3 separate regions of the Homo sapiens genome follow, and regions 2 and 3 are each linked to region 1. A link is a loop called in an ENCODE intact Hi-C map of the cell type or tissue named here. Cell type or tissue: gastrocnemius medialis. All regions are shown on one strand.

The links. A loop is a pair of places that touch in the nucleus more often than their neighbours do. Peaks named below come from ENCODE experiments on the same cell type or tissue, not always from the same donor. Only the 100,000 strongest peaks of a DNase experiment are listed, where the experiment ranks them.
Region 2: a loop joins it to region 1, with 6 times the contacts of the local background. A loop is called at or near these places in 10 of 110 quality-filtered maps.
Region 3: it touches region 1 in a loop (7-fold over the local background); 3 of 110 quality-filtered maps call a loop at or near these places.

Annotation. Positions count from the first base shown.
Region 1 is chr7:95,655,689-95,663,688 of GRCh38, reverse strand. LOC105375409 (a long non-coding RNA gene) reads right to left here and starts at 3,372. Exons shown (of 4, transcript XR_927774.3): 1 at 3,286-3,372. In gastrocnemius medialis, no CTCF peak of the experiment used is centred here; DNase peaks (open chromatin) are centred at 3,418 and 4,835; H3K27ac peaks cover 2,528 bases.
Region 2 is chr7:95,595,180-95,603,179 of GRCh38, reverse strand. It overlaps PDK4 (pyruvate dehydrogenase kinase 4), which reads left to right and starts at 6,664. Exons shown (of 11, transcript NM_002612.4): 1 at 6,664-7,016. The coding sequence starts at 6,887. It overlaps PDK4-AS1 (PDK4 antisense RNA 1), which reads right to left and starts at 6,501. Exons shown (of 3, transcript XR_001745287.3): 1 at 6,397-6,501. RefSeq lists a silencer at 7,089-7,383. In gastrocnemius medialis, no CTCF peak of the experiment used is centred here; DNase peaks (open chromatin) are centred at 1,948, 4,039, 5,802, 6,349 and 1 weaker place; H3K4me3 peaks cover 2,887 bases; H3K27ac peaks cover 6,676 bases.
Region 3 is chr7:95,545,361-95,553,360 of GRCh38, reverse strand. LOC124901699 (a long non-coding RNA gene) reads right to left here and starts at 394. Exons shown (of 3, transcript XR_007060438.1): 1 at 1-394. It also overlaps a transcript of ASB4 not described here. In gastrocnemius medialis, no CTCF peak of the experiment used is centred here; DNase peaks (open chromatin) are centred at 3,010 and 3,440; H3K4me3 peaks cover 1,850 bases; H3K27ac peaks cover 6,785 bases.

The DNA of each region.
Region 1 (8,000 bases):
TCATTCGTTAAATTTTACCATGAGATTGAGCAATTCAGTCATATCTTCAGGCTCCACTTCTAATTCAAGTGGCTATACCAATTTTCCTTCACAGAAGAAGTAAATGGAATTCCTGTTGCTTCACATCCTCACCAGTATTTGGTGTTTTTAGTGCTTTGAATCTGCTTACTTTTTAACTGGGTTGTTCATTTTCTTATTAATGAGTTTCAAGAGTCTGTGCATTTAGTTAATCGTTATTATAGTTTCTATTCCTAAAAGTTATATTTGACCATTTTAAAAATTGGCTGTGTAATTTTTTACAGTTTCCTATTTGCAGATATTTTCAAGCTTTTCCTTCGTTAAACTTATAGAATATAATTATTTAAAAATATTTGCTGACAATTCTTATCTATGTTGTCTTATGGCTTTATTTCTGCCACTTCTCACTCATGGTAGCTTGTTTTCTTGTGTGTTTTGTCATTTTTGACTGTGTGCTGGAAATTGTCCTTGAAACATTATTTGTGGAGAATCTTTGAGGCCTCAAATAGATACCTTCTTTCAGAAATCATTTGTATTTATATTAATGACAGAAGCTAGAGGCATTACCAGCCTATGACCAATTTAGACTAAAATTAAACTACATTCATGGCTTAATATTTTTGGAACTACTTAGGTGATGTGAATAGGACTGCACACCTTCACAATGACTAGTTTACAAATACAGATTCTACGGGAAAGATTTTATTTCCCTTCTTTGCTTAGCACAAATACAGTCACCTGGGTTATTTTGGGTGGTGTGGGTGATGAGTCCACCTCTTCTCATCCTTATCATAATAGTGTGGCTATTTGGAATCTCAGCTTAATGTGGGAGGGATCCTTTTTAACTCTCCCATTTCGGCATGCCCTGGGACTTGATGTTAAAATCAAAGTTCACAGTTGCAGAAACTGACAAAGGCTGTGGGAGACAATGGCACTGCATCTCTGGGTCCCCATTTTCTTCACAGGCTTCATAATTCCATACTCTCTTATCAGTTCTTTGATGTCTTTAAGTTTTTAAAATTATTTGATCCAGAATTTTTAGTTATGAAAGGTATTTATATTTGACACAGAATGCTTAGTTCTGTGAGGGGTTGGTCCCAACCTACCGGTTTGCTTTAGTCTCAGAAATGGAAGTGTCCCTTGTGGTCTTCTGAATCTTCTAGCCCTTCCATATCCTTTACCCTCCGTTCACCCTGAAAAGTTGTTATTGTCCAGATTTCTGACCATGGCATACTTTTTCATTTGAATATTTACTCCCTTGGTTTGCTGACAGCCACTGGCATGGGCTAACTTATCATCTCTGAGCTATACTTCCTTGTGGATGTATTTGCCTGCATCTCATTGAACTCAGTATTTTCTTAAAGCAGCTTCTCCTTTTGTCATACTCATCTATGAAACAGCACAATTTTCCCAGGCATCATTCTTAACATGTAGAGTCACATGAAGAGTTGTTCTTCATGCTGTGTAATCCATGCCTAACAGTGCTCCTCTCACAGGACTCATGTCCCCCAATCTTGTCAGCTCTCATCTGAGCCCCCACCGCCTTCTGCCTGGTTCCCTTCTCTGTAATCTTCCACCTTTGGTCTATTCTGAGCATTGCCTCCATCATTGAGCTCCCTTTTTCAGAAACCCTCCATGAATTCACATGGCTCGGTAGAAAAAACTCAGACTCCTTAACCAGCTGTCACTTCTGCCCTACATCATCTACCCTGATGCTTTCTTTCAGGTTTGTAGCCCACACCACACAGGCATCAGGCCAACTTAACAACTTGCAAATTTCTGAACACTTTGTATTTTTCCTACCTCTATACTCTTGTACATTCCATTTATGTTCTGAAAGAGTCTCCCTACTGAATCTTCCTTGAAATGTAATGCTAAATCATGCCAAATTCTAAATTTCACTTCCTCCAAAAAAGTATTTCTTCTTCATCTTAGCCTTCCTTTATTTTTTAAAACAAGTATTATTGTGTGCATTTCAGTTTCACAACATGATGTTGTGGGATACATATAGATTGTAAAATAGTTACTATAGTGAAGCAAATTAACATATTTTATCATCTCACATAGTTACTTTTTTGTGACAAGAGCAGCTAAAATCTACTTATTTTTAAAAGTTCTTAATACAATACAATTTTATTAACTATAGTCCTCGTGTTGTACATTCAATCACAGTAGTCAATGTATGAAAACAACCTAAGTGGCCATCGATGGAAAAATAGACAAAGAAAATGTGATATATACATAAACACAATGGAATATTATTCAGCCTTGAAAAATATGATATACATATACACAGTGGAATATGATTCAGCTTTAAAAATGGAGGAGAACCTACCACCTGCCAATCACCATATGAATGAAGTTGGAGTGCATTATTCTAAGTGAAATCAGCCACAGACAGAAAGAAAAAGATCACATGATCTCACTTAAATGTGGAATCTTAAAAAAAAAAAGATAGGGAGATTTAAGTCACACAATACAAAGTAGCTGCTATCTAATCTTCCTTTTCACAAAATAGAAGATTTATAGGTCAAAAGTGTTTATACATTGGCAGTTTCATATGAGTGAACCTAAAACCTAGTTCTCTGCATAAAATTAACATGTGGCTAATAAATATTCATTTAAATGTGTGAATTGACATTTTGAGAAAAATAAGCAATGCAGTCCAACAATGAAAGAAGGCCTAGCTTAATACTTTCAAATTAAGGAGTATTAAAACTGTATCTCTCTAAATGTATGAAGAATTATATATCATATGTATGCATGTGTGTATATATTTTATATATATAATATATATAATTGCCCAAGGATATTAGAAAGCACTGTGAGTACAGTGCAGAGAAGAATAAGGACAGTGAAAGTAGCAGTTACCAATGCTTGAAAGTAGCAGTTACCAATTGCTTGCAGCTCACATATGTTTCATAAAGCTGGATGTCAACTGATAACCTGTATATACACCCGAATGTACTTTGAATTAATTGACTGCAAGGGACTCTTTAAGAACAAAGTGTTATTATTGGAACAATACTATTGAAACATCATATGATAATTGGAAAATAAAGTCAGCGACTGCAATTTAACTTAAAAATCGAAGGAAATTCATTTAAGTGCTCTCTTGACATTTCACTTCTTGCTAAAATCTACTTTTAAAAGCCAAATTAACCAGATTGTCCATTAACATCGATCACATTAGCTATATAATTGCCAAAGCTCCATTTTACTTATGCCATTTGGATACAGCATAATATGAAAATAAGGACAATGTACCTTGCTGCATAACACACACTATCCACGTAACTTCTTTTACAATCTTTGAAAAGTGATCCTCTCCGCCTGAGCCTTCATTCAACTATGTGCCTACTATTTTACATTACGTAAGCATGCAACAGAGCCATTGGCAAAGACCTCTCTGATGTCATAAAAGGAGTGCTGCTGCCTTGCCTTGTGACAGTGTACCCTCTTATCTAGCCAAGAACACAGTTCATAAATAAATATGAATGAGACTTTGCCAAGATTGCCTTAATAGTACCAGTAATAAAAGATCCTGAACTGGAAAGCAAAGTCCACCTTCCTTTGCAGAATTGGCTACTTCAGTTTACCCAGTTGTCCTATGACTGAGGTCTTTATCACCAGGGAAACAAAGAATGTACTTTGAGGTCAAAGCAAATCTTCTGCAACTTTCCCTGTAAAAATAAAATGAGTACATTTTGTACCACCTGCATAACAGGAATAAACAATAACTGAAAAGATGTATACAATTTCGATACTTTACCCAATGAACTGATATACATCCAATGACAGGAGTCTTGACTTTTGACTGAATGTGTTTTAATAAATATGTGGATGTTTTTACTTTGTGTGGCATTCTGGTTTCTTTCTTTTTCATTTGCTCAAGATTGTGTGTGTTTGTTATACCATTGGTGGAGAGACTCTAGAATCTCCTCTATTTCAAACCAGAAGAACTCTCAGATGTATAGTTAATGGATATCCAGGATATTTGCAATGTCGTGTATGCTTTTAAAGCATGTTTGCTGAGGGAAAATAAAATCACTGAATCAAAGCCCTGAGTTTGATTCACAACTATTACTAACAAGGTATATAATCTTGAACAAGTTTTTTAGCCTATTTTTAAAAATCTAATTTCTTTCTATAAAATTAAAATGAGACTCTGCCCTTCTATTTTATTAATATGTCATGAGAATTAAAGTATATTTCATTAAAACCCTTTATAAATTGCAACATAGCATTCATATATCAGGTATTGCTGTTAATTTCTTTTACAGAAATGTTGCAGGACTTTTCCTTAGTTTAGCTAAAGACTGGGTTCTTGTCTGTCCCGTGGCCATAAAGATTTAGGCTCGAAACCATCGTTCTCAGCAAACTACCACAAGGACAGAAAACCAAACACCGCATGTTCTCACTCATAGGTGGGAACTAAACAATGAGAACACTGGGACACGGGGTGGGGAACCATCACACACTGGGGCCTGTCGTGGGGTAGGGGGATGGGGGACAGACAGCATTAGGAGAAATAGCTAATGTAAATAATGAGTTGATGGGTGCAGCAAAGCAACATGGCACATGTATACCTATGTAACAAACCTGCACTTTGTGCCCATGTACCCTAGAACTTAAAGTATACTAAAAAATAAATAATGTGGACTCACAGAAGGTTTAAAGGGTAAGTAAGGCTGGGTTTTATGGGGTGAAAAGGCGGGGAAGGGGGGGGTGAACACGGCCTTAAGGCCAGAGTCCCCTGCTAGAGCCCTTCCCCCCGCCATTGGAATACCAGGTTCCACACAGGAAGAGGCGGGGCCAGGCTCTTCCCCGCTGCAAAGGGTGCGAACCTCCCGAGGCTCCACCTCAGTGGGCAGGCTTGTTGGAGTTTTTCCAGGGACCCCCTTTCACCTGGCTGTCTCAGAAAGATATAATGAGAATAAAGAATACTTTGGCAACTATCAGTGTTATGCATCCCTTAATAACAGGTTGGTTTTATTTCCCAAATTACTTTCTGTTGCTGTTCTGCTACTACATTATTCAGACCATTAAAGGAAGATGGTGCATAGAGTGAACAGAGTTATGTATGGCCTGTTCTGTAATGCAAGTGGGATCTCTGTTCCCTGATTGCAGCATTATAACCTCTCATTATAGCATGCACTATAAGTCATCTTGTGCACAGGAGGCAGGATTGGATCTTCGGGTAATCTGTGAATAGTGACACTCTTTATAGCAAGGTTATTCTCTGTTTTTGGCATGATGGGGAGAGTTTCCAGAATACATGATACTACACCTTCATTAGACAGTTAGATATAATGATTACTAAAAAATCGATTTCTATTCCATGGAGCAGCTTCTAAAAGGGGCACAGTGAGGAAGATACACATCGAACAAAATAGCAGACTAAGAAGCATATATGACACCAAGCCAACTAATCATAAAATAACAATATCTTACACTTCATTAACACTTATTTGGTACCCCCCCCCCCAAAAAAAAAAAGCACAAACAAAACCCATAAACTTCTCATGTATGATTTTATTTGATCTTCACAACAATCTCAAGGAGTAAGCAGGCAAATTACGCTTACTGCCATTTCTACAGATATTCGGAGGGGTTAAATGACTTGAGCAAGTTCACAGAAATTTTCTCATTCCTCCTATAGTTCTTTTTCTAATATTTCTCACTATGCAAAAAGGCAGACAAAAAACATTCCACTAATTATGTTGCTTTATAAAATTTTTGTCTTACTATCTCAAATGAAGCTTGAGACTAGGTGAAGAGAATGTGAAGTGAAAGAAGAAAACACCAAAATAAGGTTCTTCAAACTGCATAAAATTGTGATGTATTAGGTTTACACATAGTGTTTTGAAACAGCCATCTAAGATCAGTGTGTAGCATTCATTTGAAATTTTTTGTAATTAAAATAATTATTTTTGAGACGGAGTCTTGACCTGTTGCCCAGGCTGGAGTGCAGTGGCGTAATCTTGGCTTACTGTGACCTCCACCTCCTGGGTTCAAGCGATTCTCCTGCCTCAGCCTCCTGAGTAGCTGGGAATCCAGGTGTGCACCACCACGCCCAGCTAATTTTTGTATTTTCAATAGAGACGGGGTTTCACCATGTTGGCCAAGCTGGTCTCGAACTCCTGACTCCGTGATCCACCCACCTTGGCCTCCCAGAGTGCTGGGATTACAGGTGTGAGCCACTGCACCCAGCCTAAAATAGTTTTTGAAAATAAACTTACTATAACTTTTGTGTAAGCACTTTAAGATACATTGAAATGAAAGGTATCAACTGATTTTTAGAAACTGTTTTCCAGTGATCTTCATGGCTCTGACCACATGGCCATACATCCTCAAATGTCATATACTTGTGCTGTTTTCATGCCACTCACACCAAAGAAATAAATGATAAATACATGCATGCATGGCTGAATGCCTGTTCAGAATTTAGAATTTGTCAGATAATTTTATAGGTTCTTTCATAAAAATTATATCTCTTATGGTCTGAGGAGACCTTAGGTTTTTCAAGAGAGAAAGTCATCTTCAATTAGGAGCCTGTAAATTATGGTAAACAGTAGATTGAAAATGTGAAATAGAAGAAAATTCAATGAATGAAGATAATATAATCTATAACTGCGGGACTCCCAAAATTAGACTGTGAGTTGCTGGATGGATGGTAGGTTTTTAATCAGTCTCTGTTCTTTCCTCAACTGGCAGGGAATAGGTGCTGGGTAATTATTTGTGGAATTGTTGGTTAGATGGATGGATGGATTGATGGATAAATTAAAGACAGCTCTCCTTCCAGTAAAATTTCATACAGAAACCACATTTTAAATTTATCTTGCACTTTTGAGCTCAAAATAAGCCCTGCGAGCAAGTCTTGGGCAAAACAGTCAGAAACTAACATTATTTTTTACTTTATTCTTTCTTTACCTTCCTGACTCTGACCTCTGGAAAAGCACCAAGTAACAAAGTAGCATGTGTTAATTGCAGTGTCATTTTATACAAATCCTCATGACATAGACAAGAAAGACATTATAATCAACCTCCTTTCAAAGACTAGAAAGCCAATGCTCAATGAAAGGAGTGCAGCCAAGATTTTTATCCAAGCCACCTGAATGTACATTCTGGATCTTTCCTATCAAACGTTCTCTGCAATCTCATGGTCCTAGAATCTCACTCTCAGATCTCTAGCAATTAATCCTCTAGTGGTTACATAATAAGTCATGATAGATACTCAAATTTAATGCTTCTGAGAGGTACTTAAAAATCTAGAAAAATGATAAAGCAATAAAAAAGTAACTTTAGAATCCAAAGGAGTGAAATTATAAAAGTCAAAGGACAAACTGCAGGAGTTGACATGTTTGGCCAAAACCCTACCCTCTGCTCCTCTTAAGTTACATTCTCAGAAGTACTTTGTTAATTAATTAATGTATTCATGCAGGAGGCAAAAGAGATAAAAACAAAGCATGATTTTATTTCTTTGTTAATGACACCTATAGCTGCTTATTCTGACCCTGCAGAGATGTTCCTTATAATGTTTTCAATAACACTTAATTGCAGCGGGGCTTAATACAACAAAATTACATTTCTTCAGCTATATTTTTTTTGCTTGTTTGTAAGTATATTCTGATTTGAATTAAAGTTTTGCCTGGAAAATGTGAACTATTTCAAATTTCAATATTTTCTATATCTTTTGAGAGTGTTGCCTATAAAGGGCACTTGGAAAATGTTTGAACTTATTTTTGTATTCTTTTGTTTCTTGCCTACTACTCTTTCGTTCCATTTTTCTTTACCCACACTCAAAGTTATTCTGACTTCAAACTTGAATTTGGATTGTGAAATCCTCAGGTAATACTAGGTGTTGTGTTAGTAAATAAATAATATTTATTTAGTGTAGAAGTTATCTGCACTAAAAAGGAGGTCTAAGAAATTGGCAAATATTTGAAAAGTGTGTTTTAACCAATAATATGAGACATGCT
Region 2 (8,000 bases), 61 kb after region 1:
TGGCCATGCTGGTCTTGAACTCTTGACCTCGTGATACACCTTTCTCGGCCTCCCAAAGTGCTGGGATTACAGGCATGAGCCACCGCATCAGGCCATATATTTAGAATGGTTTTAACTAAGGCTTAGTGGGTTTAACTAGAGTAGTTTTAATTAGATTTGCCAAGTGAATGTAACAGAGAGAGAGAGAATTAAGGGTTTTCCCAAGAGCCTAATTATAATGTTGGTTCATGGAGTCCATGCTGGATAAGAGGGGAAGAAAAGACATAAGAAGAACGAAGGAAAGTAAAATGGTAACCTCAATGAGATCAGGAAAGGCTAAGGGGTATAGGAAGCAGTATTGGGTGTGGAAAGATTTCAGGCTATGATGTCTGTGATAGAAAAGGGAGCATGGAAAGCAGCATTGAGCAGGGACAGAGATGCCAATCTGACAAAGTCTCAGCTCGGGTCTCCAGACAAAGAATTCCCATCAGAGGGATCCTACATTGAGGAAAAATGGCCAGGCCCTTCTAGATCCTCCTCCTTCACTGTGGGGGCTGCCTGAGAAGGGCGTGGCGTCAGCTCAAATGCTGTCTGGATCCCAAAGTTTCTGTAGCTGAAGGCTGTTAGCTAATTTCATTCCTTGCAACTAACGGCAAGCACTTCCTTAAAAGAAATCTCAGGGCAGACCTCAAAGCTGCTACAAAAATCTATGTCATTCATTATATCAGCTGCATAGTGTAGTGCATGGGTGTATCATTTATTTACACTATGGATTATTGGCTAAACAAGTTACTTTTCAATTTTTGTTTTTACAGGTAATGCTACAATGAACAATCTTGTACATCTATCTTTATTCTCTCTGTCAGTAAAAGTGTAGGATAAGTTGCCAGAAGTGAAATGGCTGAGACATGGGGTAGCTATCTTTAAAATTTCTATAGATTCTGCCAATTGCCTTCCAACAAAAATTTGCCAATTTCACCCCCACAAATAATATAGGAGAGTGTTCATTTCCCCAGGCCTTGCCAAGGAGATATTAGCAATCTTTTCTTTATTTGCCAGTCTACTGTTAGAACAATCGTGGCTTATTATCTTTTTACTTTTTATTTTCCCATTCACTCATTAGTTTGAGCATGCTTTTATAGGCATAGTACACATTTGTTTTCCTTCTTCGGTTATTTTTTCATTTCCTTTATTCACCTTTCCTTACTATTTTATAAAAGCAAACGTCAAACACAATTGAGAAATTCCTTGCAGGGGGAAAAAGAATGCTTAACCTATATTTGAAACTGATGCAAAATTCTTCTCTTTCCACAAAAAGTCAAGATGTGCTAGCTTCAGGATTTGCTTCCTTTTCTTTCCAGATAAGACTGGAGCCGCAAGTGCAAAAAGAAGAATGAACCCATTTGCTATGATGTAGGGAAAAGATTTTGGCCTTGATAAGTAAAAGGAGGCCAAGAATGAAACAAAGAGCTGCCCCAGAAGGAATATTGTGCACAGAAAAAAGGTAAGATATAGCTGTAGGCTGATAGGAGAGGGGAGCCTTGTATAAAGAAACTGGGGACAGAATCTCACCCATCTATCTTCACTTCTCAGCAAAGGCTTATTAGCCTTTGAGTTCTCATCTTCCCTTCACGGTAATTAGTCATGACTCTCCTACAGTTTCTCATTAACTCAAGGTGTTCCCAGACAAACCCGTCACTTGCACTACTGGTCTTTCCTTAGTCAACCTATCCTTTTCTCCTGACGCTTTTGACTTCCCTGCTTCTATCAATAAAATCACCTCCTCCCAGCAGCACAGGTTTAGAATATTAGAGAACTTTAAAAAATTATTCATTAACAGATTTGACAAAGCCTAGAGATACTACCAACAGATGGCTCTTTTCGTTCCCTCTCCTCACTGCTCCAATGCCTTTCTTCTTTGTCTGCCTATGAATGTCTGCTCCACCTTTATAAGTCAGATGACCTATGACTTCCTCCAAGGAAGCCTCCCCTGGCTGCTGCTTGTCCCCCCAGTACACATACCATATATGCCACATTCTATTTTTTAGATTATTTTCATGTCTGTCTCCCGTCTTTGAAGACAAACTATGCCTTCTTCATCTTTATGTCCTCAGCATTAATCACAGTGCCTAGTACATAGTAGGTGTTCAATAAAGTTTAGTAGAATTATTTAACTGCTAACAAATTTAAACAGAAAACACATTGCTCCCTGATTTAAAGGCTTCAACAGTTCCCTGCTGCTTACTCTAGAAATCTCATAGACCTCATACTAGCATTTCAGGCTTTCATGAGATAACTGAATCTTCCTTTCCTTCTGCCCTTAGGGTACTCTAGACAGCAGCCAGGTGAAACTAGTCATTATTTCTCCAATGTATCTCTAGCTCCTACATCTGTGCTTTTACTCAGTCTTGGACATTTTTCCCCACTGTCTACCAATTATTTGCCAAAATCTTGCTCATCTTTCTACAGCCATCCCAAATGCCAATTCTAGTAGCATTTCCTGATCCCCAACATAGCTCTTCCTCCAAACACCCCAGATCACCCTTAACATATCCACTGTCTGGCACCATCACTACTACCACCAATACCACCACAACCAGCATTGCCCATGGCGTGAACCTTTCTTATGGGCTGCTTTTTAAATGCATTTAATTATAGCATTTTGCCCTGAGGATTAAATGAAAATCTAATAAATTAAAAATAATTAGTTATTGTTTTCCATCATCAGCTAATAATCTGAGGTGCATGAGAGCAGACGCTTTTGCACCCATCAGGGCACCCAGTCCAGCTCCTGGCACCTAGTATCCTCTAGGTTAACAGTAACTATAAGAAACATCAGAGACCAAATTGTGGGTTAGATCCTGCTTTTCCCAGTAGCTTCACCAATATGCTTTCACCAGTATTCCCTCTCATCCCCAATAGAAGCTCATTCCATTTCTTTTAATTGTCGTTTACTCAAGAAGACCTTCCTTGACCACCAAATCTAAGGTAGTTCCAGCCTATTACACTCTTCACAATCATTTTCTTCTTAGCCCTTGTCCTATCTTAATGTATAGGCTTATTGGCCATATGCTTTTGTAATGCCAATTTCCCCCACAAGTCTATCATCTCCATGAGGGAATAGATCATGACCGAATGGTTCCCTACTGAAACAGCCATCTCTTAAATCATCATTTGTCTATTACGTATTCTGTAGATATGTTCTCCAAGTCTGCTGTTCATATTTTAACTTTAATATTCTATGGTCAAGTCTGTTAATCTTTCCATCATGTCTTCAGAGTTCCTGTTACGGGCATTTTAAATTGCTTCCTTGGAATACGATCCTGAGGTGGAAAAATTGTATAGACTTCCCTTTAAGGGATCTGATGGATTTTATCAAATTGGCCATCCCCCACCCTCTGGAAAAAGTGTGACTTGCATTCTCAAAGTTCTACCCGTGGCCTTTTGTTATTAGATTTTTTCCAGGCAAGCTGGACAGAACTTATTTAATGCTAGGTAAGGTGCCACTGAAAATTTTAGGAACCAGGTATCTCAAGCAGGGATGTTCAGCATTGTATGCAAGGGAACAGCTTTGATTACTTCTTCTATTCCTTAGCATTAGTCATTTAATAGTCTTCTCATGGTTTACTTTTACTCAAATGAATGCATGGATTTGTCATATCCATTGCCCCCAAATAATATTTTTGCTTCACCTCTGTCCCAACTGGATCACCTCCAAGATTTGTGTTCAACCTGAGAAGAGAAGTGCCACTCTTTTCCCAGGTCACTCTCTAATCATGGTAATACATAGCATCTTAGCCAACTGGGTAAACAACTTGACCTGACCTTTCTAGGCCAGCTATCATGAATGCTGCCAATTATAATAACAGTTCCCATCATACAGAAATGACACAGAAGAATGCAATGCACTGTGAGAGTAACTTCATAAATATTATTAGAAGGGATGACATAGAGACAAAATTTTGGCAACCTCAGTTCACATTTAGCCCTAGGTCATCTCTGTGAACATCATATGATTTCACCTGATCTTTAATCAGCCCACAGCACATAGAATAGTAGTGCTGGGTAAGCTAGGCTGGGCAATCAATGTACTTAGGGACATGGGACTTTCCTAAATTAGACTTGCCTGTAATGCATAATTTCCATTGCCTTTCCTCTGAAAATCAGAGTATAATTCTTTGTAATATATATTTTTGCTTATTCCAGGTTCCATATACAGTGAGAAAAGCAAATGCATGCTTTACTTTTACTTATGTTCTTAAGACCCAATCTAAGAAAAAGAAGGGATTTTTACCTTAAATTTACTTGCTTCATCAAAGAGAGTCTTATTCAGTTTTTTGGCTACTTGAACACATTTCGTTGCTGCATCAAGCTATGCAAATATTTAATAAAGGATTCCAAGTACAAAAATATAAATAATAGTGGCATCAAAACCTGTCTACAAGTGGAGATGCAATTTGGAACTTGCCCATATTCCCACAGCTGTTTCAGCTTAAGATAAGTGCTTGAGCTGTTGTGTTTTTGGTTTTTTTGTTTTTCTGTCCCACTCAAGTGCAACTGCTAGAGTCTATACTTGGATCATCCTTGAATATTCTCTAAGAACCCAGGCCCCATCCTCTTCATTGGAAGATCATAAATATTGCATGTCTTCACATAGCTGTTTCTCAAAGGTCTGAAAAAAATATTTGGTCATAACAGGAAGTCTCAAATTCTCGACCATCTATAGGTAATGTATAGACAATGGGAGAAATAGTAGGAGAGCTAATATGGTGCCTCCAAACAGGCCACATAACTGACACAGGGTTTGCCAGGACTGTTTCAGATCCCTCATAATGGTGTTGATTTTAGAGAAGCAAAATTGATACCTATTAGACATCCAAATGGAGAAACCAAATAGGCAATTGAATAGGAGAATCTGGCTCTTGGAAGAAAGTTTGTGCTAGAGATAGAATTGGAAATCTGTCCTGTGATTTAATGCAGTCTCCTAGACGAAGAGGGCAAAGGATGACAGCAGAGCCTAGGATCACTCATGACTTTCAGAGTTGCCCGTTCTGCTTATAAATGCAGGGCAGGCTGGGCGCAATGGCTCACTCCTGTAATCCCAGCACTATGGGAGACCGAGGTGGGTGGATCACTTGAGGTCAGGAGTTTGAGACCAGCCTGGCCAACATGGAGAAACCCCATCTTCACCAAAAATAGAAAAAATTAGCTGAGTGTGGTGGCGTGTGCCTGTGATCCCAGCTACTCAGAAGACTGAGGCAGCAGAATCGCTTGAACCTGGGAGGCCGAGGTTGCAGTGAGCCGAGATGGCACCACTGCACTCCAGCCTGGGAGACAGTGTGACTCTGTCTCAATAAATAAAGTAATTAATTAATTAATTAAAATAAAATAAACGCAGGGGGAGGAGGCCAAAAAGGTTTTTTATAACAAACTATCATTTTTAACACCTCATAAATTCCCATTCTATTACATTTGTAACCAACTCTCTTACTCCCAACTTTCCCAAACACGGTGGCTTCATTCCCTAGTCCTTTTAGAGTGTCGGGAGAGGAAAAGGAGGTTAGTATGACAGGGTAATGTGTCTCAACCACTGTCATTAATTTAATAAATATTGAGTAGTGAAAAAGTAGGAATCACAAAGCTGCATCAGACAGGGTCCCTACCCTGATCTCTTTCAGGAAAGGGGGGAGTCAGAGAGGGATAATATAAAAACATAAATAGCTATAGAATAGTACCATGAAAGACCAAGGCCTTATTTGGAAGAAGTGAGGAGAAGTAATCAAGGAAGACCTTTTGCAGCAGACAGCTTGTGCCAGACATTTGAGGGTAGAATGGAATGTCTTAGGTAAAGATTTGGAGTAAGGACATTTCGTACAGGGCAGAGTGAACAAATTCTCTGATCACCGCAAAAGGTAAGGCAAACTGACAAATTGATCCCTTTTTAATTTTGTTTTTAATTAACAGAACTAAACCTAACGGAAAGAATGTGTTGCCGGAGAAGAACGAATTGATGGCCTTTTATTACCACAGGAAAAAGTAAATGTATCTGGGCAGCCCCTCAAGTCTCAGCAAAAGGAACGTACAGTTCCTGCCATGTGCCGGTCTCTTCTGAAGAAAAGGGGGCGGTGGGGGTGGGGGCGCAGGTCTTTAGGTTGTTTATTCCTTTCTCTCTGTCCAGTGGCAGAGAAGCCCATACTTTTGAACGCAGCTTGTTGGCTACTGTAAAAGCCCTGCTCTGAGCAAGGACCAATGAGCACGCGGAGTCCAAACTCTTGGAAACAGTTTGTGGCCAGGAGTACTTGACATTGAGACAGCCTCCGAGTTGTAAACAAGGGCGAGCCTGGGCGGGACCCCAGCCCACGCGACTCGGAGCCCCGTCCCAAGAGGCTAATCTTAAGCCCACGTTGCCCCAGATACCTGTTTCTGCTTCCTCTTCCCTGTTCTTCCCACCCTTTTTCCGTCACAGCCGCGGGCACCGGTGCCAGGGCACTCCGTGGTCACCGTGCCAGGCCATTCTGTGATGACCGCGGCTGGAGGGGCGGAGCCCATAGTTCTTTCTCTGATCTGATTGGCGCGACCTGGAGTTCAGGACGCGTTTCCAAGTTCCAGTGACTCCTCCTGTTTGGGACTCGGGGGGAGAGTGCGGGGAGACAAATAAAACCTCGGGCGGCGGCGGCTGGTGGGAAGACTTGAACTTGAATCTCGAACCACTGCATCTCCGACTCTGCCCAGACTCTTCACTCCGCGGCACCCTCAAACCCCAGCCCAGGCCGGGGCGCACAAGCCAGCCAGCGCACCTGCAGTCCTCGCCCGGACGCGCCGCGCCCCCTCGGAACCAGGCTCTGCTCCGAGCAGCCTTCGCCCCTCAAGCCAGCCACAGTCCCCGCCAGGCCGGGTGGGCGTCAAGATGAAGGCGGCCCGCTTCGTGCTGCGCAGCGCTGGCTCGCTCAACGGCGCCGGCCTGGTGCCCCGAGAGGTGGAGCATTTCTCGCGCTACAGCCCGTCCCCGCTGTCCATGAAGCAGCTACTGGACTTTGGTGAGAGGGGACACAGGGCCCAAGCTGGGTCCTAGGGTTGGGGAACTGCCTTAACTTTCAGCCTTGGTAGAGGGAGGGCTAGGCTCAAGCTAAAACAACTGGGGTTCACTTTGCTGCTGAGCCCTGGAGCCTCGACGCCAGCACACCTTTCCTTTTCCTAGATTTGGTTACTTTCTGACAGGGGTGCCTCCAGGTCAAGGCCACCTGCAAGCCTGCCGACGCTGGATGGTTTGACTTCATCTGCACACTCTTCTTTCTGACCCGCTCTTCCAGTCAAAATACTTTTTGCTTTCGGTCACCGTTTAACAATGGACTGGAAACTTTATCCTCTCCTTCACAGCATAGTACTGCTTGGAGAAGTTTCTGAATAGTATTAAATAGCCTCAAATTAACAGATTTTATTCCTTAGCCACCTGGCATCCTTCCACAGGGTACATCTCTCTGCATTCCTGACAGATTTCTTTGTCTCTTTATCATTATAGTTTTCCATATATTTGCATTGTTGCTGAAAATATTTACACATTTGTTGCAGTAATCTTATAAGGAAGATTTCAAGGGTTTAAATGTGATATCACTACTCTGGAAATATCACAGCTCCCCCTCCAGCCTCTTATCCCCCAACTCCAATTCCATGTCCCCACTCATTAAAGGATGTTGTGTTGTTGACATTGTGGTGTGACCGAATCCTGCAGTCTTTTATAAATTCTAAGAACTGTGGGATATTCTTACTTCTTGGAAGTGAATCCTCTTCAAAAAGAGAAGACAATAATTCTCCTATATCTGTCACTTTTTAAAAGAAAGAAGGAAAGACGAAAGGACGAAGGGAATTAGTCAATTAAGGAGACAATCGCCCCTGAATTATCGATTAACAGTAACCCAACTGAGAGTGAAATATAATTTTATAATATATGTGTGTTCAATATTTGATAGTTAATGCTATTTAGATATATCATTTAGACACACTTTTTCTCAAAACTAAATTGA
Region 3 (8,000 bases), 110 kb after region 1:
AATTTCCATCACCTCACAGAGTGCTTGGCCTATATAGGGCTCAATAAATATTTATTAAATGACTACATAGAGTGAATGAATAGCTCAAGGTCATGCTTAGGAAATGGTGAACTGGAGTTCAAATCCTTTTCTTTTTTACCATCAATATCTCTCTAAACAAAATGTCATCCTAACACTAATGCTCATTAAAGCCATAGTACAGTGTCATATAAGAGTTTCTTCAGTCTAACTCAGTCATACCTTTCAGTGAAATAACCCATTTCTCTCCTCATATTGGAATCCAGTCCTGGGATGGTTCCACACACATGTGAAACCAATTAGCAGGTCCTAATGAAAGGTGACAGCGTGCTGGCAGCCCTCACAGCCCTCGCTCACTCTCGGGGCCTCCTCTGCCTGGGCTCCCACTTTGGCAGCACTTGAGGAGCCCTTCAGCCCACCGCTGCACTGTGGGAGCCCTTTTCTGGGCTGGCCAAGGCGGGAGCGGGCTCCCTCAGCTTGCAGGGAGGTGTGGAGGGAGAGGCGGGAGCGGGAACCGGGGCTGCGCGCTGCATTTGCGGGCCAGCTGGAGTTCCGGGTGGGTGTGGGCTTGGCGGGCCCCACACTCGGAGCGGCCGGCCGGCCAACCCTGCCCCCCGGGACAATGAGGGGCTTAGCACCCAGGCCAGCGGCTGCGGAGGGTGTACTGGGTCCCCCAGCAGTGCCGGCCCACCAGCACTGTGCTGGATTTCTCGCTGGGCCTTAGCTGCCTCCCGGCGGGGCAGGGCTCAGGACCGGCAGCCCGCCATGCCTGAGCCTCTCCCTTCCATGGGCTCCTGTGTGGCAGGAGCCTCCCCGACAAGCGCCGTCCCCTGCTCCACCGCGCCCAGTCCCATCGACCACCCAAGGGCTGAGGAGAGCGGGCACACGATGCAGGACTGGCAGGCAGCTCCACCTGCAGCCCCGGTGTGGGATCCACTGGGTGAAGCCAGCTGGGTACCTGACTCTGGTGGGGACTTGCAGAACCTTTGTGTGGACACTGTTTATCTAGCTAATCTAGTGGGGACGTGGAGAACCGTTGTGTCTAGCTCAGGGATTGTAAACGCACCAATCAGCGCCCTGTCAAAACAGACCACTTGGCTCTACCAATCAGCAGGATGGGGTGGGGCCAGATAAGAGAATAAAAGCAGGCTGCGCGAGCAAGCAGTGGCAACCCGGTCATCCCCTTCCAGACTGTGGAAGCTTTGTTCTTTTGCTCCTTGCAATAAATCTTGCTGCTGCTCACTCTTTGGGTCCACACTGCGTTTATGAGCTGTAACACTCACCGCGAAGGTCTGCAGCTTCACTCCTGAAGCCAACGAAACCACGAGCCCACCGGGAGGAAGAAACTCCAGACGAGCCACCTTAAGAGCTGTAACACTCACCACGAAGGTCCACAGCTTCACTCCTGAGCCAGTGAGACCACGAACCCACCAGAAGGAAGAAACTCCGAACACATCCGGACATCAGAGCGAACAAACTCCGGACACGCCGCCTTTAAGAACTGTTAACACTCACCGCGAGGGTCCGCGGCTTCATTGTTGAAGTCAGTGAGACCAAGAACCCACCAATTCTGGACACACTAAGCCTAGAATGAGCTTATTGTGCCTGGGTTTTACATTCTATATTTTGTGGTTGCATATGGTTGGTGAAATCTCTCCATGGCAAAATCCCTGACATTCACAAGTATTATTTTCCCCTGAGCTTTTCTATTTTCAGTTGCTTAATAAACAATAAGGATCTGTGTGACATTTATCATGTTAATTGCCGTAGGTTCTCAAATTCAGTCATATAAAGGCTGGTTGGTTATTCTAGGGACTTTAAACAAAAAGTATTGGACAGATGGATAGATGCATGGATAGATAGAATGGACTAAATACCTACATTTCAGGGAATTGATACCTTATGAATGCATCTTGATTAATGGCAATTTCATAAGCCAAAAAAGCAGTTGAGTCTCAGAAACTTGGAGAACTATTCAAACAGCTTTAAAACAAAAAGCTGTACCCTATATAAATACAAGGGATATGTGAATAACTCATTTAAAGTGCTTTATTTAAAAACTGGTCAGGCGCAGTGGCTCATGCTTGTAATCCCAGCATTTAGGGAGGCCAAGCCGAGTGGATGTCCCGAGGTGAGGAGTTTGAGACCAGCCTGGCCAATAAGGCAAAACCGTGTGTCTACTAAAAATTCAAAAATGAGCCTGGCATGGTGGCATGCGCTTGTAGTCCCAGCTATTCGGGAGGCTGAGGCAGGAGAATTGCTTGAACCTGGTAGTTGGAGGTTGCAGTGAGCCAAGATCACACCATTGCACTCCAGCCTGCGTGACAAAAGCGAGACTTTTATTTAAAAACGCATGGTTGATTCTTCCCAGTATTATTATAGAGGAAAAAACATGGTAAATATTTAATTTTAGAGCTGGGGCCAAGTTGAAGACACCAAGGATTTAAGAAAACTTTGGGGAAGGGGTTGGAAAGACATCCTGTACATGGAAGAGAAGAGTCAAGTTTTTTCTCAACATTGCCTGCACTGGCTGAATTTCAAGTAACCTTTGCCGTCCTTGCTGAAGCTAAAGCAGAGGACTAATGAGGAACAGCAACAACTCAGACTCTTCCTGGGCAAATGGACAAAGTTGTTGACTATTTTCCTTGGGTTCTACCTCAAAGATCCACGGCCTGAGTCTCTGAGATGCAAAACAAATGCAAGCAGAGGGAACATATTTGCATTTGGGTTTGGACAACAAGATTACAGGTGCCCAAAGAGGTATAGCGAGCTCCAGCAATAATTTTTCGACTGATCAAGAGATTAAGAAGTGCAGGGAAACAGTTTCAGGTTTGCTTTTGAAGGCTAGAGGAGCACAGAGGGGCGGTAATAACTCAGCACCACACAGTGTCCCCTTCCGAGACAGGAGAGAAGCCTTGCTTGTCTATTCTTGGCACTGATCAGACTCTCTTATAAGTTTCTGGCAACCTCCCAGAGAGAACGGCGTGTTCCCTGCTGAGTGTATAAAGGGCTTGGAAAACATGTTTGTGTGTGCAACCCTGTGGGCAGGGCCTGGCTTAGTCTCTCTGTGTCACATAGTTCCTCTCTGGAGTGTCAGGAGGCAGCCTTGGACTTTTAGACCTGCTGTGCAAGTCTTCAGAAGCTAAGATAGTCCCCAGGTCCAGTCTGTGTACGTTGCTGTGTTTCCATCATCATGGAAGAGATAAATTTTTAGGGAACCTGGATGTTCCTGTAAACCATGGTTCATAAAGTATTCTGTTGCAAGGAGTAAATACAGGTTGGATTTCAGCTAACCTCCTATTATGGTCACAAAGCCTTCCTTTGGAAACTTGCACCTGTTTTGCCCAGTGAGATTTGGCCAGGCATGATTACTCACCCTGTGGGAACTAAGATAACACAGATTAACACCAGTGCTCCTTGCTGCCATCTTGGAGCTAGTGACTCACTCCCTGCTCGTCAAACTCCCTTTTCAGAAGAGTGAAATTTGAGCAGAAGGAAGGATTAGTCAGCTTGGCCTGACAAGCCCCTAAGGAAGCTCCTAGGGTTTCCAGTAAACAGAAAAGGGGTCTTTAGAGAAATTGTGAGCTCCTAGACCCTCTGGGCAGGCAACCTAGGTCCACCTGTCAGAGTCTAATAACAAACAGCAACCAAAATATTTTAGAGTATCTTAAAAACAGACTGTAAGATTTCATCATTACAGACCTGTTCTTGTGAACAACGTAAATCCATTTTAAAAATGGAGTCTCGGCCGGGCGCGGTGGCTCACGCCTATAATCCCAGCACTTTGGGAGCCCAAGGCGGGCGGATCACGAAGTCAGGAGATCGAGACCATCCTGGCGAACACGGTGAAACCCTGTCTCTACTAAAAATACAAAAAAATTAGCCGGGCGTGATGGCGGGCACCTGTAGTCCCAGCTACTAGGGAGGCTGAGGCAGGAGAATGGGGTGAACCCGGGAGGCGGAGCTTGCAGTGAGTGGAGATCGCACCACTGCACTGCAGCCTGGGCGACAGGGCGAGACTCCATCTCAAAAAAAAAAAAATGGAGTCTCCTATGGAACTTTCTGGAATGGAATCTAGTGAAATTCCTCCATCTTCCAATATTTCAGGCACTTTAACCACTTTCTTAATATGGTCTAGCACTGTAGTTATCAAGTGCACTCTCTTTCTATATCCCCATCCTCCCGTAACTCTCTCCTAAGTGTCAGGGATTTACTGGACATCCCCATCCTGCTATCCCATAAGCCCCTCAAAATCAACATGTCCAAAATTAATTTTGTCATAAGAAACAGGATAGCATAATGGTTTTAAAACAAAGCAAAACACACAGGCATTGGTATGCAAGTGATTGAGTTTGAATCCTGCCTCTACCTTTAATTACCTGTGAGATCCTAGGCAATTGCATAATCTGTCTATACTACAGTTTAATCGTCCATAAAATAAAAATAATAGTATTTTCCTCATAGGGTTATAGTAAGAATTAAATAAATTAAAGCATGTAAAGGAATTAGCATCATTATATTTTCCATGTCAGGTTTGCTATAAATAAGAGTTAAAAAATGAATGAAGCAACACAGTTAATGCTTAATCTAATACTTAGTCAAGCTACTGGTAACAAAAAACTCAAAACATGAAATACAGATTTGAGAAGTCCAGATTTCAGCAGCAATTTTGATAATTAGTAACTAGACCTTGATTAACATAACTTTTCTAGTCCTCATTTCCTCATAGTCAAAATAGGGATGGCACTAATAGCTACCAACTGTGGGGTGTTGACTATGTGTTAGGTACCATTGCTGAGTACTTTATAAGCATTACAAATAATAACACAAAAGTTTAGTAATCATTTTGGAATAATCACTGATGGACAATATAACATTCATTCATTCTTAAAACAGTATACACTGAGTGACTATTAAATGCTAGGAGTTGAGATACAAAGGGAACAAATGACAAACTATTCCAACAGACAGTTCACCAAAGAAGATACACAAATAGCAAATAAGCAAGTGAAAAGCTGTTTAACATCATTAGCCCTCAGAGAAATACAAATGAAAAGTACAGAGACTTATCACTATTTACCTATCAGAATGGCTAAAATTAAAAAGACTTACATCACCAACTATTGACAAGAATGACAGCAACCGGAACTCTCATATTGCTGGTAGAAATGCAAACATGTACATCACTTTGGAAAACAGTTTGGTACTTTCTTGTAAAATTAAAGTGGCTGACCTTGAATTTCACTTCTAGATATTTGCCCAAGGGAAATGGAAACATGCCCACAAAAAAGATTTGAACAAGAGTGTTTACAGCATATTCATCCATTGTATTAGTCAAGACTCTCCAAAGAAACAGAACCCGTAGGTTATATATACATAGAAAGAGAGATAAAAAATATGTTAAGAGATTGGCTCAGATGATTATAGGGACTAACAAGTTTGAAATCTGCAGGGGAAGCCAGCAGGCTGGAGACCCAGGGAAGAGTTAATGTTTCAGTCATGAATCTGAAGACAATCTGGAGGCAGAATTCCCACTTTCTCAGGGGACCTCAGTCTTTTTCTTGTAAGGCATTCAACCGATGGGATGAGAACAAACCCCATATTATGGAGAGTGATCTGCTTTACTCAAAACCTATTAACTTAAATGTTTATTACTTCTAAAAAATATTTCCACAGCAACATCTAAACTGATGTTTAACCAAATATCTGGATACACATAGCCTAGCCAAGTTAACACACAAAACTAACCCTCACATCTATTATTACCCTAAGCTGGAAATAACCCAAATCTTCATCGCTAGGAGAATGCATAAATATTTATTTTGGTATATTCACAGGATGGAACACGATTAAGCAATAAAGAAGTATAAACTACTAATATATGCAAAATATGGATGAATCTCCAAAATATTATGTTACGAGAATGAAGCCAAACACATAAGAATATATGCTGTATAATTCTGTTTTTGTGAAGTTCAAAACCAAGTAAACCTAACCCATGGTGATAGAAACAGTACAGTGGTTGCCTGTGGGAGATAGGAATTTACTAGAAAGAGACAAAAGAATACATGAAGATATTCTGGGGTAATAAATGTATTGTTTACCTTGACTAAAGTGTTGATTATAAGGGTATATACACTTGTAATCATTCATACAATTATCCATTTTAAAGTTGTGTATTTCACTATTGGTAAATTTTACCTTAATCTTTTAAAAAACTGAAGAGATTACAGTTCCTTCTTTTAAGGAGGTTACAGCCTGGTGGTAGAGACTGGCAGACAGGCATTTACAACATAGTATAAGTGAGGTACTTAACCTAATTCGCCTATTAAAGCTTTTAAAAGGGGACGTGGGAAATTGGAGTGGTATTTTTGAAAGCACCCCAGGTATCTGAATGTGCAGACTCATCAGTTTCCCAATGAAGGCCAAGACTTTGCCATTATTCACCTTTGAATCCACAGCAGGTACAGAGTCCAGCTCAATAAATATTTGTTGAATAAATGGCAAAATTCTATGCTTCTCCTGACCAAAGAAAACCAAAAGTGAAATCCTGTGCCGGCAGCCCTGCCTTCTAACTCCATCCAGCTTTTTATTTATACAATTCGAGACCAAGAGCCTGTGAGAGGATTGAGAATGAAATCCAAGGATGACAAATGTATTTCACCTTGCCTATCAACTCTAAGCAATTGGAAGTAACAGTCCTTACACTGTACTGAGAAGAACTCTGCGGCTGAGTCTGGGCTCAAAAGGAGAGAATATTTTGGTTGGTTATTATTGTCTGCCGTAGGTGTAAAAAATAACACACCCCACTTTTGCCATCCCTGAAGAGCTCAAATTCAAGCACCACATAATATCAAAATAAGATACAGACACAGCATATGTTCAATGAGTCAACCTTGCTCCAACGCAGAAAAAAAAATATTTAAGAATCATTGGAAACTAAATCAAATATCTACACATTGAAAGAGGGCCCATATTAATTTATTTAGATGCGGCCCATGTCTACAAATGGGCAGATTTCCTTCAGTGGGCTGCAACTGGAATATCACTGAATATCTATTCATATGCTCACATATTTTTGTTAGATATGTGTGTGTCTAACCATTTGTGGAATGTGCAGGGTCTACAAGTCAGTCACTTACAGAAATCTAGAATTCAAGCAGGGTGGGACTATAATAATAATTGCAATTTATTAAAAGTTAACCAGGTGCCTGACATTGTACTAAACAATTATTGCTCCTAGTTACAAAGGTGGGAACTGGGCCTCAGAAAATATTAAGTGACAGGGAGGAGTTCCAACTCTGGCATGTCTGATTCTATGCATTACTCTGTATGGCTACCTATTCAGCTATATTATCTCAATAACTAATTCTTTTATGATTTTCCAGAAGGGAGCAACTCTGTGACCATACCGGTGGAGATGTCTGACTATGTGCAAAAGTGCATGGGACACCTGTGACTCAGATGGCATGATTAGGCTTCTCTGGCATTGCCTGGGATGGGCAGAAACATGCATATCTCATTTTGGAGGCTTTTCTCCTGTCTCTTTGGTAGTTTTTAATCCTAGCTTGGTCCTGATCTCTCACCTGCAATCTATTGCTAGAAAGACAACAAATGCTATTCTTGCCAGTTGTTGACAGACCCTAAGAATATATCAACATTTACTCTACATAAGTACATGCTCACACTGAGATCCTAGCCACGAAGAAGCAAAACAAAAACAAAAACAAAACCACACCCAGGAATGAGAACAAGAAACAATAAGGGAAGAGAGAAATGGAGAGAATATGAAAGAGACAGAAAGAAAAACAGGGAGGAAGAAAGAAAGAAGGGAAATTGAATGAATGGAATTACTAATGAAATTGTCTATTTCAGTGCTACACAGAGAGAAACTAACTGCAATGTTGTTTTTTTCCTTCCAGATTATGTAACCACAGGACAGAAACCTATGGTTCTAAAATCATTTCCTGATACCCAGATCT